Regions from separate parts of the Homo sapiens genome. Here region 2 is linked to region 1. Evidence: chromatin contacts called from ENCODE Hi-C data. All regions are on one chromosome and are shown on one strand. Each heading gives the region's core, a stretch centred on a gene start or an enhancer-like site at or near the end of the contact. The rest is flanking DNA. Distances are from core to core; before and after follow the strand shown. Region 1 has its middle 110 kb from the start of SLC22A3. Region 2 holds the start of SLC22A2 (solute carrier family 22 member 2).

Region 1 (3,065 bases), core at 166-2,665:
AGGCACTATTTGGGGCACAAAGGTGACACTCCCGTGGCTGCAGATGCTGTGGTGGCTCTGGCTCTGTTGAGAAAGAATAAGAAAGGCCACTCTCTCCCTTACATGAACAATAGTCTGTCCACTCTGAGAGACTGAAATTGGGTCATGGTCCTGCCCCTGAGCCCGTCACTGATTGGCTCTGACCTGCATCAGCTGTTCCATGCTGAAGGTGGAGGCAGGACCCCATTCATACCCAGAAGGGAGCAAAAGGTAGATCCCTCACCAGAATTATGGGATGTAGGGTGAAAGGCTGCTGGGCAGCCAGAAAACAAACAGATCCTCTACAATACTTCAACTGATGAAAGCATGAAGCTAAAATCATAAGGATCCGGGTGTGAGTTCTGTCTCTCCCATATTCCATGTGACGTTGGGCAGTTATTTAATCTCTTTTAGCCTCAGCTTTCTCATCTGTACTTACATATAAGGTCATTGTGAGGATTAGGGTTATTAATCATCGCCGTCATCCCCGTCCACCACTTATCATCATCCTCCCCATCAACATCATCACCACCACCGTCATCATCATTACTACCATTACCATCACCACCATTCCACCACCATCACCATCATCACCATCACCACCGCCATCATCATCATTACTACCACTACCACCGCCATCACCACCATCACCATCACCACCATTGCCATTATCACTACCACCACCATCATCACCATCACCACCACCATCACCATTATCATTACCACAACCATCATCACCACCACCATCATCACTATTATCACTACTATCACCATCACTATCACCACTATCATCATAAATAAACATCACATAACCGGCGTGTAACCGGGCCTTGACCCCAGAGCCCACTCGCTGTGTCCTCTCTCCCACCCCCTTCTGCACATTTCTAACCACCATCCTGCACTGGCTCCCTGTCTCCTCTGGTCTCACCCACATGTCCACTGAGAAAATGATTCTCAGAACACTAACTAGACCAGGAGGAGTCACAAAACATAACTCAGATCTGTTTATCGATTTTCTATATGTTGATGACATCAGATCAATGGGTGTTCTCAGCTTCTCAGAGGGAGGTCGAAATTCTCCCCCTCTCCCCTTCATGTTTCCAGACCTTCCTTGACTTGGATATTCCAAATGCAGAGTAGGTGTTGAGGCCAAGGGGCTCTTCCGTGTCAGCCCCATCCACAATCACTGGGCTAATCTTGTGGCCCTCTCCCCAGGACCCAATCAGGGAGGGCTTCAATCCTCAAGGTCACCCGTGGCCCCCCGCCCTCAGAGGTGCCATCTCTACATTGGCCACTGGATGGCAGCACATACTCACAGACCGCGTCAATTTCCTGGCAACTAGTGGTGGGTTTACCTCCTGATCAGGATGTTTGCCTTGCTCTGAGAGCAGATCTGAGAGCAGTGATATCTAACTTAATTTTCAGCAAAATATTTTGAAAAGGGTGCTCCCTCACCCATCTACACAGTCCACGTCATGCACCCCCTGCCCGATGCTTGGTAGCCAGGAGGAGCTTCCTCCATGCAGCTCCTTCCCGGCTAGGGCTGAGCTGGGCTCTGGAGCCAGGCTCTGGGAAGAGCCTCTTCTACGCTGCTCATGTAAACTCCAGATTCAGTGTCAGTTTTCTGAACCTGAGACAATGATCTAAGTGCAGTCCAACACTTTGGGGGAAGAAAGAAAGAGTGCCTCAGCTTTTGCCTGTGTCATGCTCGCAAAGCAAAATATTTTGAGAAATTCTAATCAAAGCTGGGCTTGCAAAATTGGAAAACGATTATTTGTGAGAGCACTGAGACATCCTTGGCGTGTCCATCTGGAAAAACAGCATTCCCTCTGGCAGTTTAGCAGATGTTCTGTTTCAATTTGGCAAAGGAAATAAAGCAGTTTTTCACAAAAGAAAAACTACAACTAGGAGAATTGTCCCTAGTTGTATTTCTTCTCCCTAATTGTCAAGGAAGTGTAAATCAGAAAATGAATCAGGACAATTTCCACCTACTATGTTAGCTAATCTTTTAAAAATTGAATACTCACAAGGGTGAGGAGAATTGTTTCCAGTAACATTTTATACTGTCACACACTTTTAGAAAATAATTTGGGAGTGTTACCGCGAGATGGAAATATGTCAACATAATTATGGGAACTTAGACTTCAGAAAAGAAACGAGAATGAACTTTATGAACAAACATGTGGAAGATTGGAAGCAAGAGTGGGGCCAGTGTGCACGGGGAGGAAGCATTTGGGCAGTGACTCCGCAGACCCAGGCTCAAGCTGAACTACACAACCTCCTTACACCTCAGTTTCCTCAGCTGTAGAACAGGAATGATAAAAGTGCCTGTTTCATAGGACGGTTGTGAGGATGAAGTGAGATACACCACATTAAGAGCTTGTGCCTGAAAAGGTTAATTCTTAGTAAATGACGACTATTCTTTTTATTGCAATAAAATATACACAACATAAGAGTTAGGATTTTAATTATTTTGCAGGGTACCACTGAATGGCATTCAGTACATTCACAATGGTGTGCAACCATCACCATATTTTCAGAACATTTTCCTCATCTCAAAAGGAAACCTCATGCCAATTAAGCAGTCACTCCCCATTAAAATATTAGTTATGAAGATTGTAGCATTATTTTAAAAACTCATGATATACATTGATTGAAAAAATCAGTATATAAAATTGTGCATTATGATGTAAGTAGTAAAGAAGCATATAAAAAATCTGAAAAAGTATATAAAAAGAATAGCAATTGCATTTCTCAGACTCTCTTTACATTGTAAAAATCATTTTCATACTTTCAAAAGAAAAGCAAAAAGTACACAAACAACAACGAACGTAAAACACCATGACAAAGCCCAGATCGTTAAACCCAGATCTCAGGAACACAGAATCATATATGATGTTTACACTCTCCAAGGTCAGAGAGTCCAGCGGCATTGGGAGCTGCCTTGTGTTCTGCAGCCTCACGGACAGACAGGAGGTCCAGTGCCACTGCTCTGTTCTTCTGGTTTTCCTCCTAAACATGTTTTGGGTTCAGCAACCATTTCTTTC
Region 2 (2,770 bases), core at 131-2,630, 200 kb after region 1:
ACAACATCATCCTAAAGAGATGCCCCTGATGTGTGAGAGCAGAAAGGGGTGATCCCTTTCTTCCTTATCCTAAGGCTCACGGCCAACACCCCTATAACAAAAGACAGGTTAACAAGAGAAAAGCATGACAAATTTATTTGATCACGTTTTACATGACACAGGAGCCTTCATTCAGAATGAAGACCCACAGATACAGGGAAAACTGGATGGCAGTATAGAACTGTAGTTGGACAAAAAGGGCAGCAGCCCATGTTCGCAGGCTGAGGGGAAAACCCAGCAAGGCCTGTCTGTTCAGATCCGTCTTGGCCCCTCTGTGCAGCACTCCTTCCTCCAGGCACCGGGGACAAGACTCCTCTGGAATGCGGGTCTGGATTTCTTTACGGCCCACTGTTACACAGAAAGGCAGCGGGGAAGTTACAGTGGTATTTCTAGGCTTTCTGGCTGGCTTTGGGGAGAAAAGAGTCTGGTTTCCACGAGCTGCTTTGAGGAAGAAGGATTCTCAGTTCTATGGCTTGCCCCGGGGGAGAATGATGGGTGAGAGAAGAGACAGGAGGGCAGGAGAAGGTCAGAGAGAGAGACTTTGCTTCTGAGGCCTCCACCTTGGGGCATGGATTTCTGAGCCCCAACAGACCTTGACAGAAAAATCTAGGACACAAAGATAGTGGCTTGGACACACCTGCCTGCATTTACACTTGACCTGTCTGCGACGTAAACACTTTCCTCTTTCCCTCCAGATGGGTTAAGGGGAAGGACACTTCAGGGTTGAAACGCAGGAATACCAGATTGGAGCAAACACTTTTTAAAAGCAGAGTTATAAAATCTGGACAACATCAAAACAAGCAGCCCCAGCATGCATCCCGACGGCTCTTGTTGTTGGTTGGAGAATGAGCCCAGCAGTCAGGCTTGCAACCCACTTCGAATCTGGACCAGGGTTCTGACACGGATCCTGGTTCACATCACGCTGGGCCTTGTGGCCAAACACGTGTGTTTTCTCCATAGGGCCTTGAAGAAAAGCTGGCGGTGCGCATGAGATAGGAGTATATTAAGTTCCTGGCTGCTCGGGGCACTACGGGAAGATTACTGGGCTGTGATATGGGCCAGCACTCAGATTCCCTGCGGTGGGACACAGAGGGCGGGTTGTTTGTGCTGCTGGCGTGGAGCACCGACAAGCCTGTGGAGAACCAGTTATAATAAACACGACAGGCATCCTGGGAGTGAGCTCAGGGCATTTGGGAAGTGCAGAAGGACATGCACCCCCGCTGGAGGGGTGCACCTTTGAAGTCAGCTGGACCAAGGAAAGGCCCTGCCCTGAAGGCTGGTCACTTGCAGAGGTAAACTCCCCTCTTTGACTTCTGGCCAGGGTTTGTGCTGAGCTGGCTGCAGCCGCTCTCAGCCTCGCTCCGGGCACGTCGGGCAGCCTCGGGCCCTCCTGCCTGCAGGATCATGCCCACCACCGTGGACGATGTCCTGGAGCATGGAGGGGAGTTTCACTTTTTCCAGAAGCAAATGTTTTTCCTCTTGGCTCTGCTCTCGGCTACCTTCGCGCCCATCTACGTGGGCATCGTCTTCCTGGGCTTCACCCCTGACCACCGCTGCCGGAGCCCCGGAGTGGCCGAGCTGAGTCTGCGCTGCGGCTGGAGTCCTGCAGAGGAACTGAACTACACGGTGCCGGGCCCAGGACCTGCGGGCGAAGCCTCCCCAAGACAGTGTAGGCGCTACGAGGTGGACTGGAACCAGAGCACCTTCGACTGCGTGGACCCCCTGGCCAGCCTGGACACCAACAGGAGCCGCCTGCCACTGGGCCCCTGCCGGGACGGCTGGGTGTACGAGACGCCTGGCTCGTCCATCGTCACCGAGGTAAGAGAGTGAGCTCAGGGCTCAGATGGAGAAGCAAATGGTGGAGATTTTCTCAAGGAAGCAAGCAGGGAAGGCCCGGCTCTTATAAACCCTGCCTGGACATCTCTTTGGCCTGCATGTATCTTACAAAATCCTAGTTTCCAAATGAGAACATGCAGCTTCTAATTTGTCTGGAGAATAACTGGATTAGTTAAAACGTCCTCAGATGCTGACAATAATGATTCTAGTTTGTGCATGTCCCAGCAATAAGGAACAGGCCAAAGCATATTAGGACTCCTGGAAATGTTGCCAAGATAGGGATATTGTGGATCCTCCTCTTTTTCTGGAAGCCTTACCTCCCCCTCTATTCCTCCATCCCGCAGATGCCCACACACACCTGAAAGCCCGTGGAACTCAACTGAACTGTGCCTGACTGTGTGATAGGATGTGCTTTTCTCTCGATACCTATTTTTTCTCTTTAATTTCCTCAAAGTGTTCATATAAAATCATTTGGGGCTGGAGATCATGCTATGGCACTATTATTTTGTTAAAAACTACAGATGACATCAAAAGCTATTTGTGAAGCCTGATTCCAATAAATATAATAGAAAAAAAGACAAAAAATGGAGCTTGCTTTTATTGAAAGCAAAGCAAAATAGGGGAATTAAGTTACCTGAAAATACTGAGAGAGCCAGTTGCCTAGTTTAATTTAAAATGACTGCTTGGACAATGGGAAGATATTCTGTGTGAACAGATGGGTAGGTAGAGTCTAATTTGAAGGGTCTAAAGTGGTCAGATATTTACAGGAAATGTGGCAGCTCATGGGCTTCACACCACAAACTCTCCGAGGCTCTCTCACATGGCCAATCTCATTGCTTCCTACAGAGATGAGGAAACTGAGGCCCCAAGCAGAGAAGGTTTTTCCCCAGGCCAC

The links. Hi-C counts contacts between places; a loop is a spot of excess contacts on that map. Pooled maps may share reads with other maps.
Region 2: a map of K562 shows a loop between it and region 1 (2.2-fold over the local background). The contact joins the promoter of SLC22A2 here to the enhancer-like site in region 1. A Hi-C loop is called at or near these places in 1 of 168 maps with a recorded cell type or tissue (K562), 10 of 37 single-sample maps with no recorded cell type and 4 of 50 pooled maps.

Annotation. Positions count from the first base shown.
Region 1 is chr6:160,454,386-160,457,450 of GRCh38, reverse strand. No RefSeq gene overlaps it. Among named protein-coding and RNA genes, the nearest start is that of SLC22A3, 110 kb to the right of the region's middle. Within about 2 kb of position 1,415, at least 11 of the 41 ENCODE cell types and tissues checked have a DNase peak (open chromatin) inside an H3K27ac peak, as active enhancers do.
Region 2 is chr6:160,257,431-160,260,200 of GRCh38, reverse strand. SLC22A2 (solute carrier family 22 member 2) reads left to right here and starts at 1,380. Exons shown (of 11, transcript NM_003058.4): 1 at 1,380-1,857. The coding sequence starts at 1,444.